3 separate regions of the Homo sapiens genome follow, and all the other regions are linked to region 1. Evidence: chromatin contacts called from ENCODE Hi-C or POLR2A ChIA-PET data. All regions are on one chromosome and are shown on one strand. Each heading gives the region's core, a stretch centred on a gene start or an enhancer-like site at or near the end of the contact. The rest is flanking DNA. Distances are from core to core; before and after follow the strand shown. Region 1 holds the start of SUPT5H (SPT5 homolog, DSIF elongation factor subunit). Region 2 holds the start of ZNF546 (zinc finger protein 546). Region 3 overlaps ACTN4 (actinin alpha 4).

Region 1 (4,421 bases), core at 1,084-3,583:
TGGCCAGGCTGGTCTTGAACTCCTGACTTCGTGATCCGCCTGCCTTGGCCTTCCAAAGTGCTGGGATTACAGGCGTGAGTCACTGCGCCCGGCCCTAATTTTTGTGTTTCCAGTTTAGGGCTATTATGCAACTCTTTCTTTCTAAAATATTCTCAAGTATTCTGATGTGCTACCAGAGTTGAGTTCAGAACCACGGATCCACCAAGGAAGAAACTTCCATGGCTGGGGAAATGACTGTGCCCTCTTTTTTCTGCAGGGAATGGCTTTCTGCAGCAGTGTCTGTAGCGATTTAATATGTAGAATCCTATTTTCTTGTTGTTTTTTTTTTTGAGACGGAGTCTTGCTCTTTTGTCACAGCAACCTCCACCTCTCAAGTTCAAGAGATTCTCCTGCCACAGCCTCCCGAGTAGCTGGGATTACGGGTGTGCGCCACTACGCCACCTGGCTAATTTTTGTATTTTTTAGTAGAGACAGGGTTTTACCATGTTGGCCAGGCTGGTCTTGAACTCCTGACCTCAGGTGATCCGCCTGCCTTGGCCTCCCAAAGTGCTGGGATTACAGGCGTGAGCCACCGCGCCCGGTGGAGAATCCTTTCTTTTTTTGAGATGGAGTCTAGCTCTGTTGCCCAGGCTGGAGTGCAGTAGCACGATCTCGGCTCACTGCAAGCTCGGCCTCCCGGGTTCACGCCATTCTCCTGCCTCAGCCTTACGTGTAGCTGGGACTACAGGCGCCCGCCACCACGCCCAGCTAATTTTTTTTTGTATTTTTAGTAGAGATGGGGTTTCACCGTGTTAGCCAGGATGGTCTCGGTCTCCTGACCTCGTGATCCACCCGCCTCGGCCTCCCAAAGTGCTGGGATTACAGACGTGAGCCACCGCGCCCGGCCCAGGTGTGTCATACTTATGTGAGAAATTTTACCAATGTGTCCTGAGGCTTCTTTTTTTTTTTTTTTTTTTTGAGACTGAGTCTCACTCTCGCCCAGGCTGGAGTGCAGTGGCGCGATCTCGGCTCACTGCAAGCTCCGCCTCCTGGGTTCACGCCATTCTCCTGCCTCAGCCTCCCGAGTAGCTAGAATCACAGGCACATGCCACCACGCCCGGCTAATTTTTTTGTATTTTTAGTAGAGACGGGGTTTCACCATGTTGGCCAGACTGGTTTCGAACTCCTGACCTCAGGCAATCTGCCCGCCCCGGCCTCCCAATGTGTTGGGATTACAGGCATGAGCCACCGCGACTGACATAGACTTCTGATTTTTAAAATTTCCCCTATCAGGTTAATTTTTCAATTTTTAAAAATTTAAGTTTTAATTTTTTTTTTTTTTTTTTTTTAGAGACAGGGTCTCTATTACCCAGTCTGGAGTGCAGTGGTGCAATCATAGCTCACTGAAGCCTCAACATGGGTTCAAGTGATCCTCCCACCTTAGCCTTTGGAGTAGCAGGGACCACAGGCACACGCCACCACACCACATTAAAAAAAACACAAAAATTGGATACATGGGGTCTCAATTTGTTGCCCATGCTAGTCTCAAATACCTGGCCTCAGGTGATCCTCCCGCCTCAGCCTCCCAAAGCGCTGGGATTACAGGCGAAGGTTCATTTTTCATCTCTCCATTACACCTGTCCACTCTGCCATCACTCGTCAGCCGTCATTACTAATAGATAAATTCGCCTTTAAATGAACTTAGGAAGCCTGGAAAGAAAAATAGGGACTTGGGCCGGGCGCGGCAGGTTATGCCTGTGATCTCAGCACTTTGGCAGGACGAGGCCGGAGGATGGCTTTTTAGTTTGAGTTAGAGGAGTTTGAGACCAGGCCGGGCAACAGCCCGACTCTACCAAAAAAAAAAAAAAAGTACAAAAAGAAAGAAAAAGAAGGAAAAACCAGGGCTTCACGGTCACTCAGACTTGGCGAGGAGGCTTGGGTCTGCCGCTTTCCACTGAGTTTTTCTGAGCTTCAGCGTTCTCTCCAAAACGGGGATACGGATCTCCTGGGGATGCTTTAGAGGGCCTAGGAGATAAAGCCTTGTTTCTTTTATAATTTGCTATTCGCTGATTTCGCCGCCTCCTCGCAGCTTGGCCTACCGCGCTAGTGTTCCGGACTAACGAACAAACGGCTCACTAAATTCAAACATGAGTTTCAGCCTGGTCGCCGAGCCGGCGGGTAGAAAAAACCTTTCCCCTCCTAACCCTCCGCAGATGTCGGCCCCGCACTCCGCCCAGGCCAGCCCTGCCTCTCTCAAGATGGCGACCTGGAAGTGCGTCGCCCGTGCCAGCCCCGGAAATCTCGTGTTAGGCGAGGTCAACGGGTAGGTTCTCGCGAGAGGACCCGTCAGCCCCAGTCAGGCGTCGTGCGAACAGCAGCTGGTACCGAAGGCGGAGGTGGAGCCCGAGAGGTAAGTGCGTGTGCAGAGGTGGCAGTTCCGGGCGCCGGGGAGGTGTAGAGAACAGATTCGGAAACTGGGGAGGTCTAGCATGTGGCGTAGGAGGGGGTCCTCACTCCGCTTCGCGATTGCCAAAACGAGCCTGCCGGAAGCGCCCTAAGGGGTTTTCTTCTCCCAGGGAACCAGCGGGGAAACTGAGGCTCGGGGTGGAGCGCAGGATTGTGGGACGCGCCAAGGCTGCTGTCTTTCCCAGCAGCAGCGGAAGATGTCGGACAGCGAGGACAGCAACTTTTCCGAGGAGGAGGACAGCGAGCGCAGCAGTGACGGCGAGGAGGCCGAGGTCTGTGGCTGGGGCGCTGGGGGAGACATTGCGTCTGGGGACAGGACTCCGGGCAGAAAGGCCCCTGTGGGAGGCTCGAGGGGTTCACAGCGGGCTCTGGCTTCTGGGAACTCCCAGATTGTCTCAAGAGATAGAGAATTAGGCAAGTCGAAGTCAAGCAAAGGGACAGGTTCTGGAGGCCAGAAATGGGTCAGGTCCAGTGAGATAACAGGTGATGTTTTGAAAGTTTACTCTGTGTGCATATAGTAAGCACTTAGCATTAGTTTTTTTTTTTAGTTATGTCTAGTCATTCCATAACTATATTTGTAGTGCCTACTATGTACCAGGCGCAATTCTTTGCTCTTAGGGTACACCAGTAAACAAAAAGATTTTAAAAATGTCTGCCTTCGGGAATGTAAATAAATATAGCCAAGGAATAAACTATATAGTAAGCTGGAAGGTACTCTGGAGAAAAGAACAGAAAAGGGGAATGGAGAGTCCTGGTTGCTCTTGAAATAGGGTCATCAGCATGAGTCTGAGGGGTGACATTTGAGCAAAAACTTGTTGGAGGTGAGGGAGTGAGTCGTGGTTAGCTGGAAGTGTAGTGTTCCAGTGAGGGGGACCAGCAGGTGCAGAGATGGGAGTGTGTCCGCCGTGTTCAGGGATTAACGAGGATTTGAGAGGCCAAGCTGGGAGGATCACTTGAGCCCAGAAGTTTGAGAGCAATCTCGGTAACACAACGGGACCCTGTCTCTACAAAAATATAAAAACCATTGGCTGAGGCCGGGCTTGGTGGCTCACACCTGTAATCTCAGCACTGTGGGAGGCCAAGACAGTGGATCACCTGAGGTCAGGAGTTCAAGACCAGCCTGGTCAACATGGTGAAACACCATTTCTACTAAAAATACAAAAAAATTAGCTTGGCATGGTGGCGCCCACCTGTAATCCCAGCTACTCGGGAGGCTGAAGCTGAGAATCGCTTGAACCAGGGAGGTGGAGACTGTGGTGAGCTGAGATCGCGCCACTGCACTGCAGCCTGGGCGACGAGCAAGACTCCGTCTTATAAAAATATTAGCTGAGCTTGGTGGCACGCTTCTGTAGTCCCAGCTACTTGGGAGGCTGAGGTGGGAAGATTGCTTGAGCCAGAAGGTGAAGGTCTAGTGAGCTGTGATGGTGCCACTGCACTGCAGCCTGGGTGACAGAGTGAGACTTTGTCTCCCCACCACCCCCTAAAAAAAGGGGGTCCACTTTGGTTGGATCAGAGTGAGTGCAACAAAGAATTTATGAGAGCCAAGTCATATAGGATCTTGAAGGCTGTGGTAAGGAATTTGGTCTTAACTGAGTAAAATGAAACCACGAAAAAGTTTGAGCAAGTGGAAGATGTGATCTAATGTTTTGAAAGGATCACTCTGGCTTTGGGTCTGTTGTACCTCTGTTCCAGGAACCAAAAAACCAACATTTCCTGGGGCATTTCTGATTTCAAATGTTCTTTTATTTGCCATTATCTTTTTTTTTTTTTTTTTTGAGACAGCATCTCACTAGGTTGCACAGGTTGGAGTGCAGTGGCATGATCTCAGCCCACTGCAACCTCAGCCTCCCGAGTAGCTGGGATTACAGGCATGCACCACCACATCAGGCTAATTTCTGTATTTTTAGTAGAGACGGGGTTTCACTGTGTTGGCCAGGCTGGTCTTGAACTCCTGACCTCAGGTGATCCACCCTCCT
Region 2 (4,553 bases), core at 2,054-4,553, 550 kb after region 1:
CTAAGAGGCAGCCCCTCCCATCACAAGCCCCGAGGCCTAGGAGGACAGAATGGTTTCATGGGCCAGAATTGACCTGTGCAGCCTCAGGACATGTCTCCCTGCATCCTGGCTTCTCCAACTCCAGCTGTGACTTAAAAGGGCCCAGGTACAGCTCAGACTGCAGCTCCAAAGGTTGCAAGCCATAAGTCTTGGTGGTTTCCACATGGTCTTAAGCCTGCAGGTGCACAGAGTGTGAATAAGGCTTGGGAGCCTCCATCTAGATTTCAGAGGATATGTGGAAAAGCCAAGGTGTCCAGGCAGAAGCCTGCTGCAGGGGCTAAGCCTTGACAGAAAACCTCTACTAGAGCAGTGCAAAAAGGAAATGTGGGGTTGGAACCCTCACACAGAGTACACACTGGGGCACTGACTAGTGGAGCTATGAGAAGAGGGCCACCATCTTCCAGATCCCAGAATGGTAGATCAGAGCAGCCTCTGAGCCTGAACCCGGCAAAGCCACAGGGGAAGAAATACCCAAGGCTGGAAGCCCACCTCTTAAATTGGTGTGCCCTGGACATGGGACATGGAATCAAAGATTATTCTGGAGCTTTAAGATGTAATGATTGCCCTACTGGGTTCTGATCTTGCATAGGGCCTGTAGCCTCTTTCTTTTAGCCAATTTCTCCCTTTTGGAACAGGAATGTCTATCTAATGCTTGTACCCCCATTTTATCTTGGAAGTAACTAACTTGTTTTTGATCTTACAGGCTCATAGGAGGAAAGAACTTGCCTTGTCTCAGATGAGACTTCAGACTTTGGACTTTTGAGTTAATGCTGGAATTAGTTAAGACTCTGGGGGACTGCTGGGAAGGCAAGATTGTATTTTGAAATGTGAGAAGGCCAGGAGATTTGAGAGGGGCCAGAGGCAGAATGACATTGTTTAGATGTGTATCCCAACCCAAATCTCATACTGAAATGTAATCCCCAATATAAGAAGTGGGGACTGGTGGGAGGTGATTGGATCATGGGCGCAGATTCCTCATGAATGGCTTAGCAGCCCTTTGTTTCCATCCTCATAATAGTGAGTTCTTATGAGATCTGGACATTTAAACGTGTGTACCATCTCCCTCCTCACTCTCTTGCTCCTGCTTTCACCATGTGATGTGCCTGCTCCCATTTTGCCTTCCACCATGATTGGAAACTTCCTGAGGCCTGCTCAAAAGCAGATGCCACTATGCTTCCCGTACAGCCTGCAGAACTGTGAGCCAATTCAACATCTTTTCTTATAAGTTACCGAGTCTCGGGTTTTCTTTATAGCAATGCAAGAATGGACTGATACGGATATATACAGATATATACAGATATATATAGTGGGATGACTGGGTCATATAGTGGTTATATTTTTAATTTGAGAAAACTCCGGATATTTTCTATGTTTGTACTAATTTACATTTCCACAAATAGTGTACAAGTGTTCCCTTATATCCATACCCTCACCAACCCTTGTCGTCTTTTGTCTCTTTGATTACAGCTATTCTAACACTGTGAGGTGGTATCTCAGTGTGGTTTTAATTTGCATTTCTCTGATGATTAGTAATGTTGAGCATTTTTTCATATGGACACTTTTTTTTTTTTTTTTTAAAGATGGAGTCTCACTCTGTCACCCAGGCTGGAGTGCAGTGGCGCGATCTAGGCTCACTGCAACCTTCGCCTCCTGGGTTCAAGCAATTCTCCTGCCTCAGCCTCCTGAGTGGCTGGGATTACAGGACCCACCACGCACCACCACACCCAGCTAATTTTTGTATTTTTTTAGTAGAGACAGGGTTTCACCACGTTGGTCAGGCTGGTCTCAAACTCCTGACCTCACGATCCGCCCACCTCGGCCTCCCAAAGTGCTGGGATTATAGGCATAAGCCACCGTGCCCAGCCTTATATTGACACATTTTTAAGGGATTTGGGGGGGGGCAGGGGTTCTTTGCAACAATGTAAACATCCAGTCCCTCATCAAACTTTCAATTTTTTTTCACGTACTAATTTATATCAGTTTGGAATTATGATTCCCTCTGTTATTTAATGGGTTTTAATCTATAACTAGCATTATTTATTTTGATGCTCAAACCATGTCAAGTTTGGTCAGTGGAAGTCCCTTCAATCTGGTTTCCATGTCCTTTGAACACGTCCCCACCATTCTTTGAGCACTGCCTTACTTTCAAGCACAAGATGTTCCAAGTTCATTCTGAACTTTCCCTTCCCCAGCTCTGGAATCTGCCATTTCTCCATGGAGCCTTGCTCCTTTCAGTGGAGCATGGTATTTAGGAACCAAGGGCTGACTGCCTAATGTGCTTTCCAAGTATAATTTCCTCAGTCCAAGCTTTTCAAATTGATCTGCCAAAGACCCATTGCCAAAGATCCATTGCCAGAATATAAGAGTGGAAGGAAATTCTTAATATTTTTTGAAAGTTACTATTATTTTCATTTTTCTCTTTGTAAAAAATTCATTTAATTCAATATAAAAAGACAAAAATCTTTGGCACATAAATCGCAACTCTCTGATGCAAATGTTTAAATAAAGCTGATACTCCAAGAAGACGCAACATATTCTCTTTATCCCACAGACATATAGGCCTATGGTTGCAAACTTTTATACACACACAGAGTCACAATTCCACTGGCACCCGTGATGTTCCACATCCAGATTTTCCAAATCACACATTCTCATCTTCACATAGCCTTGCCGGCAACCACACGGCATAGTACCACATTGTTACGTCAAGCACAGCCAGTCTACCACAGAGCCTGTCGTCCCATTGACCAAAGTCACAAAAATCACAGCCCCGGGTATTTACTGTGGTTTTCTCCAGTCAGATCCCTTCACTCACTACACACTGACTCACACTCAAATTACACACACGCGGAAACACAACCCGCCAGAGCCAGAGAGGTTCCGTCGGTCCCGCAACCCTCACAGTGCCACACACACGCGCTCACAAGGCAAATACAAATGGCCAGGCACTCATTCTTTACAATACACATATTAAGCGCCTATTATGTACTACACGCCGGGACTACCTCAAGAGGTGAAACAAACAAAATCCTGCCTGGCGGAGCTATCGCCCAGTCCCGCACGCACTCGGCCTCAGGGTCACACTCGGCGGTCCCACGCTCAAGTGGCCCGGCCAGTGGCCCAGAGGCGTCTGTTCTCCTCCTCAGCTTCCTGCGTGGGTTCCTGGTAAGTGAGTCGAACCCGCCGGATGCGCGCGCGCCTGCGCCTCCGCCCAAAAGGATCAGTTTCCGGCTGTGGACTACATTTCCCAGAAGCCCCTTGGGCAGTGTTGCCTGGACCCCAAGGGCCCTTTACATTGCGTTCTTAACGGTTCAGTCACCTTAACCGTTATTATTCACTTGCGGGCGAGAAGTCCGAGCTAGGTGAGGCGGAACGGGACTCTTACGAGTAGGACTGGGGATAGAACTGCCGCCCAAAGTGAGGCGCTCCAGGGCCCAGACCTGGCGTGTCGTGCCCGCAGGGAGCCTCAGGCCTGTGCGTGCTTGGGGAGCGGAGAAGGGAAATTGTGTGACAAAATGTGGCAGACGGTGTATGTGTGTGTGTGCGCGCGACGGGGCGCCTGTCAGGACCGGGTTGGGCGGGTGTGGGTGCGGGTGTGAGGCTGAGACAGGTGCCTGGCTCTCTGGTGTGTGTCACTGACCCTCTACCCTCCTCACGGCCTCGGTGTTTGCACACAGCAGTGTCCCCAAGAGGGAAGTCAAATATCGAGCTCTGGGATGAAGGTTCCCAGCAAGAAGGTACAGACCTGGGTTGGCGATTGGACTTTTGAATTAGAAGTGTCCCTAAAACAGACTCCTGGGACGACAGGTTGGAAGACTGCGCAGTTGGAGCCGCTGTGTGGGCAGCTGCATGTTTCAGAACCACTGCATTCCCATACCTTTGATCTAGAAACCTGGTGTGAGTTCAGAGACAGATCCCAGCCTCACTCTCACACAGCTGTTATGTGCGTGAGGTCAGCACAGATGTGGCGCTGGAGGGGATATTCTAGGTCGGTCTGTGCTCTTAAGAAAGGCCTGCTGTCTCATGATTATTTTTCTTCCCCCATTCTGCTATTCATCAAAACAGGGATCCTGAAAAGGAGGGAACAATTGTTGTAGCAGGTCTAAAAGTTCAGGTCCAGGTAAGTTTATATTTCCTTTTTATTCATAAAATGGAAATCACACATTCTAATCCTCACACAGCCTTGCCTGCACCCAGTCATACGGCGTGGTACCACACTGCTATGTCAAGCACAGCCACAATCTACCACAGAGCCTGTCACCTCATTGCTCACAGTCACAAAAATCACATCCCCAGGTACTTTCTGTAGCTTTCATTTGCATTTTTCCCTTTGAAGAAGTTCATTTGATTCAATCTAAAAAGACTAAATTATTTGTCACATAAATTGCAACTCTCTGGTCTATATCTTTAAGTAAATCTTTAAATAAATGCATAAAATGTTTTTGTTTTTAGGAAATGGAAACATTGCTTTGCTTTTCCTGAATTGTCCAGTGACCTATCCCAGGCCTTCCTTT
Region 3 (4,657 bases), core at 394-2,893, 780 kb before region 1:
AGCGCCAAGTCCTGAGCCCAGCCAGCAACTTCGAAGAAGTGCCCTCCAACAAGTGGCAGTGGGCACTTGAGCAAGTGACTTAACGCAGCCCTCTCCCCAGCCCCTGCATCCATCTGGGCCTCATTATCTGGGAGGTGGCTTCTTGTTTCAGAGTTACAGGCCCTGAACAATTTTGTGTTGGGATGTGCCATAGGCAGTGCCAGGAAGGTTCTTTCATGAGTAATTTAACTTGTTACTAAGTTTGCTATCAGCCGGGGGGCTCTTTCCCCGGGTTCCCTTCTTTCCCTGGGTCCCCTTCCCCGCAAAGCAAAGTCCAACTCAAGTTAGAAACATCCCACAGCCTGGAGTCAGGCTGCCCTCTCTTCAGTTGGTGTGTGATGTAGAAGCAGGAAGGGCTTCCCACTGATAACCCTAAAAATAACTGCCCAGAAATGCTGTCAGATGGGGCCAAGAGGTGCACAGGAGCCTGTGCCCAGCTGCCGACCTGGAACGTGGGACTTTCTAGAGGGCTTGGAGGAGCCCTGCCCCTTCCAGGCCTCTTCCCAACAGTGCTTCTCACGCCTGCTGCTCCATTCCCTTTTCCTCCTTCCTCCCGCGCCCCCCCCTTTCCTGGGGTCACTTCCTGATGCCATTCTTCAACTTCGCCCCTGTCCCCCCCAAAAGCAATCAAATCCACAACCTAATAAGGCAAAAGAATGAGGAGAATGTCCGCCTCCCAGCCTCTCCCCTAACAGGGTGCAGGCCTGAAGCAAATTTGGAAAATGTTACAACGGAGTGACAACCGATGGGGGCTGGGGGTGGGGCGGTGCAGCCTTGTTCAGGAGCTGCCCATTGTTGGCCTGAGGCAGGACCCTAAGGGAAGGCCACCCGGTTTGCGCTTTCCTGATCAGGCTGTTGACACCCTTCTAGCACAAGAAAATGTATGGAAAGTAACTGCCTGAGTCAGCTGCATCTCCAGTTGTGGGATCCACGTGCCAGGAGAACACGAAGTACACACAGGTCCGCAGTGGGAGCCCGCTCGGAGACACCTCCCCGCCATCACGGCTGGGACTGTGCATATCCAAACACTTCTTGCCTCTGAGATGAGCAGTTTTCTTCCCCTTGACTGTGCCAGGGTTCAATTAGCCTGGGCATTAATTAAAACTTGTCAACACTTAGAGTGGGGCCCCCAGAAATCTGTCACCCCTCCTAGATCATTATCCCAGGCTAATCAACCCTCTCTAAGGCAGTTTCCATTCTTGACTTAGTGGGAGGGAGGAACAAGCCCCTCGGTGCTGGGGAGCTCTGGGGGAGGTAGGGACTGACTGGGCCCAACCCACTTTGTTTTGGAAGGTCAAGCTTAGTAATTAACCTGAATGCTTGGGGGAGGGGGTGAAGGAGAAAGAACTGAGTCTAGGGATGTGCCAGGTCTTTCAAATTGCTAATTATCAGCGAGCATGAGGTCATCCGTAAATATATCTAATTCTTTAGCTTGTAATTAAGGTGCTCATTAAAAGTGCAGGGAAGTCTTGTTTTCCTAAAAGGGGAAAAAAACAACAACACAAAAAGTCTTTGTTTTGACCTGACACGATGGCTCAGAACAGGGGGAGGACTCAAGGCACAGGACTAGTTTCCTGCCTTAAAGAGCCTTTACAGGAAATTGACTGCAAACAGTATTGGTGACCCTGCCAAGGAGGCAAACCTAGGGTGATGTCATTGTTCGAAGCTGTCACCGCCAAGCCTCTGGCCTTGGGGCGAGGAGAGTTGGTGGGATTAAAAAATGAGTGTGTGTATGTGTGTGTGTGTTTAGCAGTCTCTAAAGAGGCGAGTCAAGGGAAAATCCTAGCGGGAGAAAAATCACAAGGGGTGGGGGGTGTCTCAGAAATATTCTTAGCTGGGTTCAACTTTCCTCGTTTTTCTAAGTTTAAAAAATCCTCTCTTACTATTTTTGCTCATCAAAATGCTGCTGCTTTTTCAGAGACAGCCTTTTTTGAGCCATTCCCTATTTAGTGTTTTGGGTAATTGGCTGTTACAGTATGGAATTTGTGGCCCAAAGGCAGCGTGGTAAGTTAGACACTAGGTGCACGGTGCCCCATTGTTATGAAGTGTGGAAACTGAGACGCTGGACTAGTCTGATGTATCTGTTTCTTCCACCAAAAAAAAAAAAAAACCATTTTGGAGAACTACCCAATGCCAGTGACTTGGCATCTCTGAGTCGCTAATCTTCCCATGTGCCTCCAGGAACCGTCTGGAGCGTCCCTGAAAAAAGGACAAGGTTTGTATCTTGTCATTTTTCCTCTGGCTGGAAGTCTAAGAGGTATAAACACAGTCTTAAAATGAAAGCAACAAAAATAAACTCAAAGCAGCCCTGCGTGAAGGCATTAATGCAAAATATGCAAGCTGGCTTCCTATTTATACGGCGGAAGGCAGTCAGAAGAGCCAGGCCTGGTTAAGGAAGGAGTTATGTCTCTGGAGGTGCCTGTTCCTTAGAATTACAAATAAACCCTGGGTGATTACTCAGATGAGGTTGTAATGTGGTGTCTCATTTCATGCTTTGCACAGTCCAGTTTCTTGATGGAACCAACGGCCTCTGAAATGCTAATGCAGGATCAGGATACAGTTAGAGTGCCCCCCTTCCTGTGCCCCTCCTAACATCCTAACAGCTTTAGAAGGAAGTTTGAAGATTAAACAGGAGAGCCATGTAAGTTTCCTGTGATCCTAGATCCTGTGATTTGTTAATATTCTTTCTCTTCAATCCACCTGACATTTACCCAGATACCATATTAGGCTTGGAGATACAACAAGAAAGAAAACCAACCCAACCCTGTCCTTAAAGAAAAGATGGACGATGAAGGGCCAGGCGCAGTGGCTCACTCCTGTAATCCCAGCACTTTGGGAGGCCAAGGCGCACAGATCACGAGGTCGGGAGTTTGAGACCATCCTGGCCAACATGGTGATACCCCGTCTCTACTAAAATACAAAACATTAGCTGGGCATGGTGGTGCGCGCCTGTAGTCCCAGCTACTCAGGAGGCTGAGGCAGGGGAATTGCTTGAACCTGAGAGGCGGAGGTTGCAGTGAGCCGAGGTCGTGCCACTGCACTCCAGCCTGGCAAGAGAGTGAGACTCCATCGCAAAAAAAGAAAAAAGAAAAAAAGAAAAGATGGACAATGAATTGCATGATGGAAGTGAACAGTGTTAGGGCGATATGCAGATGTAAATGTGGTCTTGTTTTACTGCTCACTGACTTACTGAAGTAAACCCATTGACTTCGCCTTCATGGGTTTGAAAAGGGTTTTTCCAATGTGCTCTGTGTGTCTCGGAGCTCAGGTGTTCAGAGCTGCCTCCCTTATAAATCGACCTCCAGGAGAGTTGTGTGTTTGGTTCTTGGTGTATGGTTTCGTAGGCTCCCCAGGGCTGAGGAGTCACCTTGGGATCCAGCTTTTTTTCTTTTTTCGAGACAGTCTCTCCCTGTCGCCCAGGCTGAAATGCAGTGGTATGCACTTGGCTCACTGCAACCTCTGTCTCCTGGGTTCAAGCGATTCTCCTACCTCAGCCTCCCAACTAGCTGGGATTACAGACGCCTGCCACCGTGCCCAGCTAATTTTTGTATTTTTAGTAGAGACGGGGTTTCACCATGTTGGCCAGATTGGTCTCGAATTCCTGACCTCAGGTGATCCACTGCCTTGGCCTCCCAAAGTGCTGGGATTACAGGCGTGAGTCACCGCGCCCAGCCAAAATCCAGCTTTTTCTTAGTTCCTGGCTTGGGGCATGTTGCTGGAAAGGAATGACAGATTGAGGCAAGAAGGAGGCAAGAAGGATGCATCTCCTGGCCAAGGAAACTAGAGTTTGGAGGTGTCCCCTGTCAATGGCATCTGAAGAATTTCTACATTGGAAAGGCATAGGTGACCCAGTCTGGTTTGGAGTAGATGGGACTGGGTAGGGGACTAGTCTTGAAGCTGCAAGCATGCTGTTTTTACTTAGAGCACAGGTAGCTGGGGAGGAGATCACTGTGGTGTGGGTGGCAGAAGCCATCCCTAGCCATCACCTAGGAAGATGGTGGCCCTTGGGTTGCCCGAGCTGCTGCTTGTTTTAGTAGCTGCATTTGGTGCCACATTTTTGTGGTAACTGCCAGGAAGCGGAGCCCAGCGTGGCCTCAGGAAGTTGGTGAGGTTTGCACCACTTTTTAACAGGCTGGTAACAGTGCCGGAGCTGACACCCTCATGGTTGCAGCCCTGGGATTTTGTTATTTGGGGACACTTTGGAATATGTCACTCAGAATGCTGGCTCACTAGCTCCACAAGCAAAAGACTCCTTGGGTAGCTGGAAGCAAGCGTTGGGGGAAGGAGGGAGAGGCAATTGCAGTCCAGCCAAGAATCTCAAGGCTCAGTCTTCAATGTATGGAAACTTCAGTCCTTTTCTGATCTTTAGTGGAAATAGCTGTTCACTCTTAGCGCCAATTGGAAAGTGTTGGCAGCTGAAGGGGGTCGTTCCTCAGGGGTCCCCAGAGCCAGTGTATCTGGTATTTCTAACATTTTCCTAGCCACCCCTTTCTCCTCCATATGCCCCTCCCAGCCCCACCATTCAGATAGGGTGGCTGGAAAGAACATCTCCTAGGTCCTCTAGGAAACTTGGTGTTTCCACTCAAGGGAGTTGGGGATCACGTAACACCCTCCACTT

The links. A loop is a pair of places that touch in the nucleus more often than their neighbours do. ChIA-PET counts read pairs that join two places held with the same protein, here RNA polymerase II (POLR2A). Pooled maps may share reads with other maps.
Region 2: a pooled map shows a loop between it and region 1 (9-fold over the local background). The contact joins the promoter of ZNF546 here to the promoter of SUPT5H in region 1. A Hi-C loop is called at or near these places in 10 of 50 pooled maps. POLR2A ChIA-PET finds 5 or more read pairs at or near these places in 5 of 52 experiments (CD4-positive, alpha-beta T cell, CD4-positive, alpha-beta memory T cell, Panc1 and 2 more).
Region 3: a map with no recorded cell type shows a loop between it and region 1 (4-fold over the local background). The contact joins the enhancer-like site here to the promoter of SUPT5H in region 1. A Hi-C loop is called at or near these places in 1 of 37 single-sample maps with no recorded cell type. POLR2A ChIA-PET finds 5 or more read pairs at or near these places in 2 of 52 experiments (activated CD4-positive, alpha-beta memory T cell and activated CD8-positive, alpha-beta memory T cell).

What each region holds. Positions count from the first base shown.
Region 1 is chr19:39,443,249-39,447,669 of GRCh38, forward strand. SUPT5H (SPT5 homolog, DSIF elongation factor subunit) reads left to right here and starts at 2,334. Exons shown (of 30, transcript NM_001111020.3): 1 at 2,334-2,389; 2 at 2,556-2,717. The coding sequence starts at 2,643. RefSeq lists enhancers at 1,577-2,374, 2,134-2,403, 2,375-3,171, 2,544-2,763.
Region 2 is chr19:39,993,757-39,998,309 of GRCh38, forward strand. It overlaps ZNF546 (zinc finger protein 546), which reads left to right and starts at 3,304. Exons shown (of 7, transcript NM_178544.5): 1 at 3,304-3,401; 2 at 4,105-4,159; 3 at 4,492-4,553. RefSeq lists enhancers at 2,452-2,953, 2,939-3,118, 2,954-3,453, 3,126-3,420 and a silencer at 4,239-4,338.
Region 3 is chr19:38,665,573-38,670,229 of GRCh38, forward strand. The region is part of intron 1 of ACTN4 (actinin alpha 4); the gene reads left to right. Among named protein-coding and RNA genes, the nearest start is that of ACTN4, 20 kb to the left of the region's middle. RefSeq lists enhancers at 1-206, 207-896, 537-831, 897-1,586, 2,425-2,504 and silencers at 537-831, 1,157-1,451. Within about 2 kb of position 1,644, at least 35 of the 41 ENCODE cell types and tissues checked have a DNase peak (open chromatin) inside an H3K27ac peak, as active enhancers do.